Regions from separate parts of the Homo sapiens genome. Here all the other regions are linked to region 2. The links are chromatin contacts, found by Hi-C or POLR2A ChIA-PET in ENCODE. All regions are on one chromosome and are shown on one strand. Each heading gives the region's core, a stretch centred on a gene start or an enhancer-like site at or near the end of the contact. The rest is flanking DNA. Distances are from core to core; before and after follow the strand shown.

Evidence for each region. Hi-C counts contacts between places; a loop is a spot of excess contacts on that map. ChIA-PET counts read pairs that join two places held with the same protein, here RNA polymerase II (POLR2A). Pooled maps may share reads with other maps.
Region 1: a pooled map of heart left ventricle shows a loop between it and region 2 (3-fold over the local background). The contact joins the enhancer-like site here to the promoter of TGIF1 in region 2. A Hi-C loop is called at or near these places in 1 of 50 pooled maps. POLR2A ChIA-PET finds 5 or more read pairs at or near these places in 2 of 52 experiments (CD4-positive, alpha-beta T cell and activated CD4-positive, alpha-beta T cell).
Region 3: a loop to region 2 is called in a map with no recorded cell type, with 6 times the contacts of the local background. The contact joins the enhancer-like site here to the promoter of TGIF1 in region 2. A Hi-C loop is called at or near these places in 1 of 168 maps with a recorded cell type or tissue (left ventricle myocardium inferior), 2 of 37 single-sample maps with no recorded cell type and 12 of 50 pooled maps. POLR2A ChIA-PET finds 5 or more read pairs at or near these places in 2 of 52 experiments (PC-3 and activated CD4-positive, alpha-beta T cell).

Annotation. Positions count from the first base shown.
Region 1 is chr18:2,603,520-2,607,661 of GRCh38, reverse strand. It overlaps NDC80 (NDC80 kinetochore complex component), which reads right to left. Exons shown (of 17, transcript NM_006101.3): 14 at 1,155-1,247. Among named protein-coding and RNA genes, the nearest start is that of NDC80, 34 kb to the right of the region's middle. Within about 2 kb of position 1,826, at least 4 of the 41 ENCODE cell types and tissues checked have a DNase peak (open chromatin) inside an H3K27ac peak, as active enhancers do; they include CD4-positive, alpha-beta T cell, where a contact is called at or near this core.
Region 2 is chr18:3,447,089-3,451,485 of GRCh38, reverse strand. It overlaps TGIF1 (TGFB induced factor homeobox 1), which reads right to left and starts at 1,314. Exons shown (of 3, transcript NM_003244.4): 1 at 981-1,314. The coding sequence starts at 996. LOC124904237 (a long non-coding RNA gene) reads left to right here and starts at 830. Exons shown (of 2, transcript XR_007066269.1): 1 at 830-954; 2 at 4,300-4,397. RefSeq lists silencers at 575-624, 1,265-1,424, 1,455-1,564, 3,225-3,294 and enhancers at 2,085-2,274, 1,862-2,481, 2,375-2,514, 2,482-3,103.
Region 3 is chr18:2,903,269-2,907,425 of GRCh38, reverse strand. It overlaps EMILIN2 (elastin microfibril interfacer 2), which reads right to left. Exons shown (of 8, transcript NM_032048.3): 5 at 341-643. Among named protein-coding and RNA genes, the nearest start is that of EMILIN2, 58 kb to the right of the region's middle. RefSeq lists a silencer at 282-1,141. Within about 2 kb of position 1,250, at least 29 of the 41 ENCODE cell types and tissues checked have a DNase peak (open chromatin) inside an H3K27ac peak, as active enhancers do; they include left ventricle myocardium inferior, where a contact is called at or near this core.

The sequences.
Region 1 (4,142 bases), core at 577-3,076, 840 kb after region 2:
TTAAAAAATTAAAAAGTCACTTTATTCTCAAAGATGCAGAAACTAAATAAAATTGGTTCAGTTTTTAGGGCGCCAAGGTCAACTGACTAGAATTCAGTAGTGAAGTTTTTTAGTTTTTTGGTGAGTTGGAAGTATTTACCAAATGTGACCTTTTCAAAAAGCTTGCATAGGATTCATTCAGCAGTATTTTCCAGTCTGAACAACAGGAAATTTTATAATATTTTAATTAAGATTTTTTCCCATGAGCTTCAAGGAAGCCTTATCTAGGTCCTTATTTCACAGATGTATTAACTATGCACAGGCAAAGTAGCCCAAATTAATCATTTCTAAGGTTTGTGAAGATTAAGTATCATAAAACCTTTCATTTAAGTGCGTCAGAGAGTAAACTCAAGCATTGTCATGGAGGATGTGTGAAAAAAGAAAAATGATTACCAATGTCTTATATTTCACATTTAGATCATATTATGTGGTATATTTTCTAAACATTTCACACCGTTTAAGAAAACAAATAGGTCCTAAATATAACACAGGCAAAGAGAAAAGTTTTCAATTCCTAATACTTTGTTGACATAAGTAAAAAATATTGGCATAGTTAAAATTTTCACATGAATTGTGTAAGTGGTAATGAATAGAGTCATCTGAATACTTTAAGTAAAATGCTGGTCAGACAGTAGAATGTTGAAGAATCAGTCTTTTTATTTTACCCACCTTCTAGATTGCACGTAAACAGTCTTTGGAATTTGACCAGGATAGTCAGTTTACAATGACTCTTGGTGGGCAACTACATATTCAAAAGACCTTATTGGGGTTCAGGCTTTAGCAGTACATAACAATAAATCTCTACAAAAAGGTAGGAGAGATTCTGTTTAGTTTTGCAAGGATACTGAGTCATATGCAAGTATAAAATACCAGATAAAGGAAAAGTAAATGTTCCTTTTCTATGGTAAAACAGCCCTAATCCAGAAAAATGTCCTTTAAAGAACAAAATAAAATGACTCCTTACGATAAACTTTGGCAGAGAAAACTAACCCAAGATACAAATTATAGGATATATATAGCTTAAAGATTTTGATTTTGATGTCAGAATATGTGACTCATCAAGCAATCATGACATAGCTTTTGATAACCTACGCAAACTGTGGCAAAGTTCTTACCTTAATTTTTTGTTGGTAAAGATCATCCAGCTTTTGAACTTCTTCTTTCAGAGTTCTCACACTTCTCTTGCTTTCTGTTATCATTGCATTCAACTGGGGAAATAAAACTTTGGTTGAGAAATCATAACTATACATCAAAGATATTTTAACAAGTTATAGAGTTTTTATATTATCAATCAACTAACTGAACAATGTTATTTCTTCTAGTCCTTTTGGACTCTCACTTATCATTTGTCCAAAAACTTTATTATTCTCCAAAGAGAAATTAATTTCAAAGAAACCTCAAAGTTAACGATGTTAATATCTGTTTTTCCACTAGTTGTTGTGGGAGTGCTTTTTAAGCTCTCATATATATTATATATTATTAATATTGTTATATCAATTTATTCATATATAAATAATTTTTGCCTCTGGATTTGAAATCTAGCTTTATTTAGACTATATCTACTACAGCTATTTAGCTTTTCATTTGTATGTTCATTTTCTAAAATGTTAAAAAAGAATTGTTTGTATTAATTTTATTGGATGTTTGCTATTATAGTCATGCATTCCTTCAAAAAGTAATAAGGTAACCACATTTAATCTTGTTAAAGCTTGAACTTTAAGATCAGTTGAAACCAAAACTGAAAGAAAAAAGTGTTTTTCAAGTTCATTTCCTGTTGGCAAGTGCTGATACCAGTTGATGTCAGCAATTAATAGAGAATGTTCTTCAGCTATACCAAGAGGAAACTGTTTCCTGCAGGAAACACAAAAGAGTAAAATGTATAAATAGCTGACTTTTTTTTAAAGGATAATTCTACACACATATGAAATTAAAAAAAAATTTAGGGGTTCAAATTTAGTGAAGCTATTATTATTTGCTACAAAACACAGGGTAGTGACATATACAACTAGCATACGCCCAGAACTCAAAACCAGATCTAACACCAAGAACTTTTTCTAAAGGTATGTTATATCTGCAGTAACTAACAAGTTAAACGAGTTGTTTTAAATTCACTTGTAATAACAACAACAGATACTCAAGTAACCAGAACTTCCACTGATTCTCATGGTTGGTCAAAAGCATGTTTACTCATCTCTGAGCAGCTTCTACTTTCCATGTCAGCATTACTAAAGCTGCATTAATTACTTAAACATTTTTTTCTGAGTCCCAAAGTACACATTTCCATTGTGTACATACACACACACACACACACACACACACACACACACACACACACACACACACACACATACATATAGCCCGCCCGACTCCAATTGCCTACTGGACATTCTCCACTTTGATGCCCCAGAGACCTGAAACTCAGCATATCCCAACCTACAATTCTCTCTTCTATATACTTCTCTTTTATATTCTTTATCAAGGTAAAGAACATCACCACATACCCATCTGCCAAAGATAAGACACCTGGGCATTCTTGATTTCTTTCTTGACCTTCACATACAAATGGACAACCAAACTGTTGTTTCCATCTTTAAATCTCCTTTCTCCGTCTTCACTGTAATAGCCTTGCTTTGGGTCCCTACCATTTACTATTCACTGTATAGGATATTGATAGGTCTCTTAATTGCATGGTCTCGTCTCATGCACCTCTCATCTATTCTTCAAAAGGCCAACAGTGTGAAATTACTAAAATAACAATAATTATTGTTATTTCCTTACTTATAAATCTTCATTGATCTCTACTGCCTAAAGAATACAAAAAAATTCAACCAGTAAGGCAAGCCCCTTCATAATTAGGTTCTTGTCTCTCCAGGCTTCTCCCTTATCTCACTTACACTCATGGTAATTTACTAATATGCTGTGCTCTTTGTTTTTTCTTTTTGGAGAAAGGGTCTCACTTTGTCACCTAGGCTGGAGTGCAGTGGCACAATCTCAGCTCACTGCAGCCTCCACCTCCAGGGCTCAAGCAATCTCCCACCTCAGCCTCCAGAGTAGCTGGGACTACAGGTGCATGCCACTACATCCAGCTAATTTTTATATTTTTGGTAGTGGCTGGGTTTTGCCATGTTGCCTGGCTGGTCCTGAACTCCTGAGCTCAAGCCATCCACCCGCCTTGGCCTCCCAAAGTGCTAGGATTACAGGCGTGAGCCACTATGCCCGGTCCATGCTGTACTCCTTGGTCTCTGGTCCTCAAGGTGTATGTGTGTGTGCATGCATGTGGATGAACATGAGCATCCTTCTGTGTATCCATTGGCCAACACCTACTTGTTATTCACAACTCAGCCCAGCTATCACTTCTCTCAGAAGGAGCCTGTACTTAAGTGTATTATGAGAATCCACAGTGCGCTGTATTCACATTACAAAAAGCTATGATAGAAGAAATTGTTTTCATGCCCATCTTCCCACTTAAAATGAAGTTCACAAAGGCAGATGCTGCACTGTACTAGTATCACCATCTATTACAGTACTAGGCACATAAGCACTCAAAAAATATTTGCTGCATAAATTTCAGTTTCAAATATTTAACTTTAACCTTTATTTACATTCATATTCATAAGTGTGATTAGCTTAATTTCTTCTTTTTGTAATATCTTTGTCATGTTGTGGTATGAGGCCTACATTAGCCTTATAAATGAATTAGGTCTCTTTATGCTCTATGATAATTTACATGTCACAGAAATCATCCAGTCTTCAGTATTTGAAAACAGTGACCTATGAAATTATCCGTTATTGGAGTCTTTTGAAGAGCAAATTCTCTTTTTCACTTTGGTTTCTGGTTACTTACATATTTTGACTTTTTTGGGATTTCTATTGTTCAGGTTACAATCCATTTCATCAAAAAATTTTAAACATAAATTTCTGTTTATACTATATTACTTCATAATTCAAATAAATTTCCACCATCTCTATAAACTATTTCTCATTTTATATTTTCCTGCTTTTTCTTAAATGGTTTTGGCAATTATTTTAAAATACTTTTCAGGTTAAATGTTTTGTTACTCTAATTTATTAATTTCTTTATAAACTTTATTATTTCCAGTTGC
Region 2 (4,397 bases), core at 65-2,564:
ACAGAAACGCCACCTCCAGCCCACAGCGGAACACTCGGGGGACCTCCCAGCCAGGGACTCAATTTTTGTTAACTTCAAAAGGGACTTCACACTCTGACCTTTCGGGGTGTTTTGTGTGGTTTCTCCACCCCCCGTCCCCCTCCGGTGTATTTTGTTTTTAAACCAAACTGACGGCAAGTTTTAGTTGTAAAGCTTCCAGAACACTTCGTGGAAACAATGACAGCCTTGCTCTTTGCACTTACAACCAAGCCTGCTTGTCACATTTGGACGCATTTTGACTGCATGCCGCTTGAAGCTGCTGGCCCTGGGTGCTAACTCTTCCTCCTGCCCCAAAATTCATCGTGGGAAAACTTTTAGAGACTGGGGATTTGTAAAAGTCTAGCTTTCCAAAGCTGTTTACACCCGAGGGCGATGAGGGGGTCCAGAATCGCATTCCTTCGATCGTAAAAACACCACATCCCTAAAGAACAGTGCTAGGGCCCGGCTGGGAGTAGGGGGGCGGCGGGGGCGGGGGCGGGGGGAGCCTAGGAGTGGAACTTTCAGACAAAGCCGCGGCGGTCCCGCGGCCCCGGCCGCCTGGGTCCGGATCGGGAAAAACGAGGGGCTGGGTCCTCCCTACTCGGACCCCATATCCCCAGCACGCGAGAAAGAGCGAGAAGCCACGCGGCGGCTGGGCCGAGCGTGGGGTGTCGGCGGAGACAATGAAACTTGCAGGCGCACAAACAAGGCGCTGAGCGTGTTTCTTGACAACGTGCCAGCAGCGTGGAGAGGCTCGCCCCACAACAGCCCCTCGTGTTGTGTCTAGCAGGAAAACAGCCGCTGCCGTTTCAGACGCAGCCTCAACAAAGAGCACGGCCGCCACTCCAGCATGAGAGCCCCTGGGCGGAAAAGTCCACCAAGTGACTCCGCGCGGCGCGGCCCGGCCAGCACGTTTCCCCGGACTCGCGTCTTCTGGTGCGCGCAGCCCGCGGCCGCCTTACCTTTCTTGCCTTTCATTCTGGATCTCCCCTCCCAGCGCGAGGCAAGGCGGGGGTCTGGAGGGGCCAGGAGCGGGGACACAGGGGATAAGCGAACGTCTCCTTCACAGCCGACTCTCCCGTAACTTGTAGGACGTGCTCCAGCCGTTATTGCTAAACAGGACGCTCTGATCCCAGGCGCCCGCTCCTTGGGTGGAATTCAAGTGACACTTGGGCTTCCTCCCGCCGGGATCTTCTGGCAGCCGGCCGGGGGCTCTCCCTCGCCCAACTCTCTCCCCTCCCCTCTCCGCTCCTTTGTTCCCTGCTCCTGCTCGGCGCACCTCGGCGCTGTCAGAGTGAGAGAGGCGAGGAGGGAAGGTACAGGAGGTCCTGCCTCCGCCCCCAGCCGCCCGCCCCGTCCCCCTCCCGCCCCGCCGCTCCTCCGCCCCTCCCCCGCACCTTCCAGCCGGGAAGACTGGACCGAGCGCGGCGGCCGCTGTCACTCGTCCCTCGGGGGCGGCGGTGCGGACGCGGGGGGTGGCCGGGTCCAGAAACACGATCCTTTCCGCCTGCCGCGCACGGACCGCCCGCATCCCTCGCCCGGCGGTGGGGGCACCAGCCGAGCGCCCCAGGTTTCTCCCTTGGGCCTTTCTTCCCGGGGCTGGCGAGGGTGCGTTTGGTTCGGAAACTGCAACAGATGGAAAAAAGGACACCTCCCTCCTTCCCTCCTCCACCCCCGGGAAGAAAAGCCTCCCCGTCTCGTTTTTGACAGCTGCCCCGAACTCTACTGGCCCTGCTCTAGCCGCACGAGACAGCCGCCTCTGATTCAAGGGGCGGGGCACGGGAGGAAAAGTATTCGAGACAAGAACCAACTTCTTCCAGAATGCGCGGCTGCCATTGACACGCGGGCGCGGCGCGGCGCACCCTTCTCCTCCCGGGGCTCTTCCTCCAGCAGCGACAGTGGGAGGTCGGCGGGGGTGGGGCGGGGGGGAATGATGAGACACAGCCTAAACGAACGTCTGTTCCCCCGGGCTAAAGCTGCGAGTTCCGGACTGGATTGCAAGGCAGTTTCGAAATCTGACACGTTGCGGACAGACACTTGTCACGCTCACATGCTCTTTAAACGTCTCTGCCCGGGGACGGCCGGGCGCGCGCCTGCCTCACCAAGACTCCGCCTGACACCCCGAGTCGCCGAACCCCGGCAGCGGCCACTTTTATAGCTAAGGGGTGACCACGCCGTGCCTGCTCGTCTGTTTCGGTCAACAGTGTCTACTCTTCGGATTGGAACCCTGCTAGGGGATCCCTCCTCCCATTTCAAACAGAAACTAGCCATTAAGTAAACACCCGTTCCTGTTGGCTTATTTTGGTCCACAGTTAGGAGGGATCCAACAGGAGTTTCTTGATGAAATTGCGCTTTCAAAGACCAGATGCTGTTTGGCTGACTTGAAGAAACGCATGCCCCCTCCTCTGGTTCTAGTTTTCGCGTGGTTACGTCCTGTTGTTTTGAAGCAAACGAACTGTCACATGCCACACAATGAGACTTCCCCCATCACTTTAAAAAAAGGAAAGAAAAGCCCTAAACGTAAATAAGCCTAGCAGAGACAGCGCCCGGGTCTGCCTCCAGTCTGGGCTCTGTGCTGTTTTTGTTCGGTAACCTCGGTGGAGATCCCGGCAGAAGAAACTCTGTGGAAATAAGATTAAACCCGAGGAGTACTAAGACGGCCAAGGGATAACTAACTCGACTTCGGAGCGTCTGTTTCAGGAACTAGAGCTAGCCTGCCACCCTCCCTCAAAAAAAAAAAAAAAAAAAAAGACACCCCCGCCCCTAGAATGCGTGGAGGCCAGAGTTTAAAAAGCCTGGGTGGTTTTTCCAATTACAGGACTAAAATGAATCAACAGGGAAAAAAAGCGTCTCTCTAAGAAGGCAGCAACCTTACGATTTTTTTCTTCTGTGGTTTGCTGACTGCTCGGGACAGAAGAGAACACACACCTAAAACGGCTCGGGGGGAGCGCGGTCCTGGGGACAAGCCACCCGCCCGGACGCTGCCCTGCAACTGCCGGGAGCACAGTTCCTTCCCGGACCTGGCTGCAGATGAATCAGCTGCTGCGCCCGGTGCGGGACAGATGTGGCGCAGGGAGGGGGCCAGCGCCCCCGCCGCCCGTTAGAGGGGGCCGCCTCGCTATTTCGTTTGAAGGGTTGTCTGTGGCTGGGATTGGTGGCTCCTATCCGCTGGGGAGCCGGGAGCGGAGGGAGGAGAGACGCAGGGAGGAGGAGCCGGGGGCTGGGCGACGCTGCGACTCCGCGGCCTGAGTGGCAGGAGCCTCGTCTGGAACCGGGCGGTTACTGGGGAGACGCTTTGTTTGCTAACTTCGAAAGCGGCTTCGGCTGCCTCGGCCGCTTTCGAAGCCACTCCACAAAACACGCCTTCGGTCGGTTTAACCCTACCTCCCCCCCCGCCCGCTTTAGCCAGCTCGAGACAAAAATGTTTCCCTCTTCCCCGTGGTTCTCCTTGGCCACGCGGTGGCTCTCATTATGTACACAAAGGTAGCTTTGCTTTCGTCCAAGTGGACTTGGCTAATGACTGCGATTCTCAGGCAACCGAGATGGGAACCGAGAATTGGAAAGGGTTTATAGCTTGAAAACAAACTTTCCAGGAGAAGGGGGGAGGGGCGGAGACAATTGAAAGCCTCTTTCGAATTAGGGGGAGGAAAAAACGGAGATGTGAACTCACCTTGGCTAGAAGTCAGGCTTGATCGGGCCAATGCACAACTTTTGCCCGAGCAAGTCATATCCAAACGGTTGTTAAAGCTGGCGAGGCACTCCAAAGAGAAACACTGGCACAATTCTGTGATGTAGCGAAAGCTTACAGCCCAACCGCTCCCGTAGATGCACCCCCACTGCCTCCCCCCAGCCAACGCTGATCTCAAACTTGTTTGGAGTTTCGGATTCTTGGTGCATTCTGGGAAGAAAGTGCCTAGGGTCAGCGCAACGTAACAAAGGGAACAGCCTCAAAAAAGTGGGCTTCAGATACCAGCAATTGCTTAGGGTATTTTTTGTTGATTCGTTTTTCTCGAGGTGGAAAAACAAGTTTCATTTCTAGCTCTGTCAGTCCCTTCCAGTCTCGGGGCCTTGCTATAAAACGGATTCAATGACTTTTAAGATTCTTTCCAGTGCTTTTTTTTTTTTTTTAAAGTATATAGATTCAAATTTGCTACATATTATTTGCTGATTCATATGAATGTTACTTGAATTGGGAAATTGCTTGAGTAAAATTGAGGCGTTGCTTGGTGCTGGCGGAGGCTACTGATAAACGTTTTTCACCATTATTTTTTTTCTCTCCAGGCACACATAGTTCCTTTTGGCGTCTTATCTTCTGAAGCTGCCTCAAGGCCAAGCAAAGAAAGTTGTTAAAAAGTTAAGTTACTTTTCACAGCCTGCAA
Region 3 (4,157 bases), core at 1-2,500, 540 kb after region 2:
TGCTTTGCTGCTACCCAAGCTCCCAATACCCTTCTGGCTTCCAAGATCCTTCCTGCTGGGAATCAATGAGCTGCCCGTGTGGCACTCGTACTCCAACCGGCGGGGCCACTCAGTATGTCTAAGTACAGACGACTGCACTGTCCCTGAGGTGCCCCGGCCTCCGTGTGCTGGACTAGCATGAGCGGTCCCTCGGGCCTCGGCATCCTTCCAAAGCTGCATTTCGGAACTTGCCCCCCCGAAGGCTGGACCCCGAACCGCCACGCCCCTCAGCAGACCCCGAGGCTCAGGCGGAAGTTCCGGGAGAGCCCCGCGCTCCTCCCCGCGCAGCCCCGGGCCTCACCTGGTGCGCCCGCGAAGCCTTCTGCGCCGGGGACGGTGCCGCTCCCGGTCTGGCCGTCCACGCCCCGCGGCAGACCCCGCCCAGACACGCCTGCGCCTGCGGGGGGCCCGGCCTGGCCCGTCTCCGCGATGACCCCGGTGGAGCCTGGCGGCTGGGGCGGCCTCTCCTCGGGGGGCCGCTGGGGCAGGACGGGCCGTCGCCCAGGGTCCTCTGCGGTTGCGGGGCCGCTGGGCCTCGGCGGGGCGGGCTCGGGCTGCAGCGGCTCCTTCGGGGCCTCTGCGGGCGGCGGGGGCGAGGGCGCCTCTGCCGGGCGTCGGGGAGAAAGAAACACACGGGATTAGGAAACCTCAGCCCTGACTGCCCCGTCAGGGTCCCCTCCATGAGTCCCGGCGAGCGGGGTCCCCGTGAGGACTCTGCGGCCACCCCTGCGACGTCAGGCCAGCGGGACACACGGGCGTCCGCCCGCATCTTCCGAGGACGCCGCGGGCCACCCGGACGCCGCCGGGGACCCCTGCCCGGGGCCGGGGCGTTTCCAGCCTCTCCGGCGCAGACGGCTGCACTTTCCAAACCGGCCTCACTCTTGGCTCCGGCATCAACAATTCCCGATTTCACAGCACGCGGAAACCGCGGGTGCGTCGCAAGTGACTGAAAGGGACCTGAGGCCACCGACCCCCGCACCGTCTCTGAACCACACTCCTGCCGGGGCCCCACGGCCTCTCCCGCGGGCTGCCGAGGGACCCTGCCGGGGGGCCCCAGGGCTGCGCGGAGGCCGTGAGGAGGGCTCAGGCTCCACGAGGGCCGCGGCCACAGCGCCCACGTCGCCAGCGGAAGGGACTTCCAACGGAGGAAGCTCCTGGCGTGCGTCTCCCGGCCCTCTGGGGAAGGCGCCGGAAGCTGCCGCCCTTTCCTCCTTTGAACTCGTTCCCGGAACGAGCCCTCCAGGAAGCCCCTCCCGACCGTCCACGGGACGCCTGACAATACCCGGGCCTGGCTGAGGGACCCGCTCGCCAAGAAACGCCATCCCCGCCGCCCCCGTCAGCCTGGTGCCCACGATGCCCAGAGTTCCAAAGCGCAACACATTTGATTTTTGTTTAGGACCCGACAAAAATCGGCGGCTGCCTCCCGACCTGCCGTCTAGTTTTGTTTTAAAACTCCCTAAGCGGGCCGGGCGCGGTGGCTCACGCCCGTAATCCCAGCACTTTGGGAGGCCGACGCGGCCGGATCACTTGAGCCCCCAAATTCGAGACCAGCCTGACCAAGATGGCGAAACCTCATCTCTTCCAAATATCCAAAAAAAAAAAACAAAAAAACAAAAATTAGCCCGGGGTAGTGGAGCGCACCTGTAATCCCAGCTACTCGGGAGGCTGAGGCAGGAGAATCACTTGAACCCAGGAGGTGGAGGTTGCAGGGAGCCGAGATCGCCCGCTGCACTCCAGCCTCACTAAGCTGGGGAGAAGGGCAGTGGAGGTGGTTGATGGGTTCAAAAATATAGTTAGACAGAGTTAATAAGATCTAGTATCTGATAGCACAACAGGGTGACTGCAGTCAGCAATTATCTTTTGCACATTTTTAAATAAAAGAGTAGAATTGGAATGTCTGTAAAGAAATGGCACATGCTTTGGGTAATAGATACCCTATTACCCCGATTATTATACACTGCATGCCTGTATCAAAATACCTCATGTACCCCATATATATATATATCTACTCTGTACACATAACAACTAAAAATTAAAAAAATAAAACTAAGATAAATATGGCAGATCAAATACATGCCCCCCCCCCGCCCCACCCACAGAGGCAGGTTGCCAGAACACCCTGAGAGAGGCAGTTTCTCCAACAGCCTTTCCTGACCAATGTTCCATGAGAGAAGCCCAAGAGAAAACAATTTGAGTGATTACTCTCTCAGTTTTCCCTGAGGATGATACAGAGCTAATTCCATTCTAGATACAGAGAAGTTAGTTCACGCCATACAATAGAATGGCATCAGGATTTACATCTCTTTAGAACCCTGGTTGAGAAAGGCTGGGTTAGACAGAGAAACTGAGGCAGAGGGATTGAAAAACATGCAGATACCAGCTACAGTGGAAGATAGGAGTAAGATACCAGTCTAAAAACACTAAGCGAAAGTCTGCTCCCTGAATAAGGAGGCTCACAGTCCCCATCCTCTGCTAAGCTCCCAGCCACTTGCTTATACCTCTAGCTGGATATAGGAGGATTCTTCAAATTGACCCTATGATGCCCACAGTCGTGAAACTCTATCTAGTGTCTCCCCATTAAATGTGAACCAAAGTCAAAATCACCTGACATATGAGGAAAGCCGCCTGTGTGAACGACAGGGACCAAAGCAAGCCACACCAACTAAAGAAAAGGAACTCTAAAGAGACAGACACAGTGCAAGAAAATAAACACATCCTACCCTCAGAGAAGTAGAAGATACTGCATCCAAGATGCAAGAATTGATTGCTATACAAAAGGGATAGTCAGAGAATAAGGGTGAGCCTTTGCTGATTAAAAAGGCACTTGCCAAAACCAGAGATTTCCATGAAAGGGTTGGTAGATAAAAATCAAGGAAATCTTTCAGAAGGTAGAACATGATGACGAAATGATGATCAATAGGAAGGAAATCATAAGAAAATTAAAGGGTCAACCTAGGAAGTCCTTCCAGAAAAAAAGAAATCAGAAAAACTGGTATGTAGGGGTAATGGGATGGTAAGGAGAGAATTATCAAATAAACACACAACTTCCCAGAACTGAAGAAAATGAAAGATGCCAGCACAATTACTGAATAAGAGGAATAAACCAAGCCACATTCAGAACACTGAAGATAAAAAGGAGATATTACAAACTTTCAAGGGAAAAAATATAAAAAGTGACTGCAAATCAGGAAGGCATCACCAGGCTTCTCAACAGTATTGGAAACTAGAAGAGAAGGGAACAATGTCATCAAACAATGCTAGAATGTAATTGTCAACCTTGAAATCTGTACCCAGCAAAAATACCCATCAATTACAAGAGTAGAATAAAGATATTTTTAGACAGGCAATATTTAAAAAATTATAAAATGCCATCTCTCACGCACCCTTTCTTAAAAAGGTATTGGGAAATGTGCACTACTGAAACAAGGGAGTAAACCATGAAAAAGCAACAGAGAGTAAAAGAAAGGGGAGAGAGGCTAAAGACTTTTCTAGGATAGTAGTGAAGGCAGGCTCAGATTGAAAGCCTTATTGCAAAAGTCTAGAAAATAACCAGTCCAGGTTAGATCAGAAAGAGCAAGAATTCCAGGAGGGAGGTCAATTTTTAAAAAAAATGGAACTGACAAATGATCTGATACTTTTTATGATGTAGAAAATTGTATTAAGAGGCTGTTGAAGGGTAGGAAGACTCCAAAATAGATACATAGGATATAAGCAACACTACTACCAATTAAGAGAAAAGTAAAAAGGAAAGCAACACAACCTTAGAGAGCTATTGAGCTCAGCATAGCATAGATGTTGCATATTGACTGTAGGATAACTCTGTTGGGAATTGGGAGGAAGGGGGGGTCAATATACAATGTCTAAAGCTGATAAATCAATTTAGAAATACGGAGGTAAGTACCAAAGAAAAGAAACAGCTGGAAGATTTACATGTGGCTGCCTCTGGGGCGTGGGAAGAAGGATGGGGAAGGGAACAGGGGAGCTGGTTTTCATTATGAGCTTCTTAGTGTTATTTTACTTATTTTTATAAAATATAATTGTAGAAGACACTGACGGCCTGTTTCTGCCCTTTCCCCTCTAATCCAAGCACACTTGAGTTGACTCCTCATCTTTCTTTT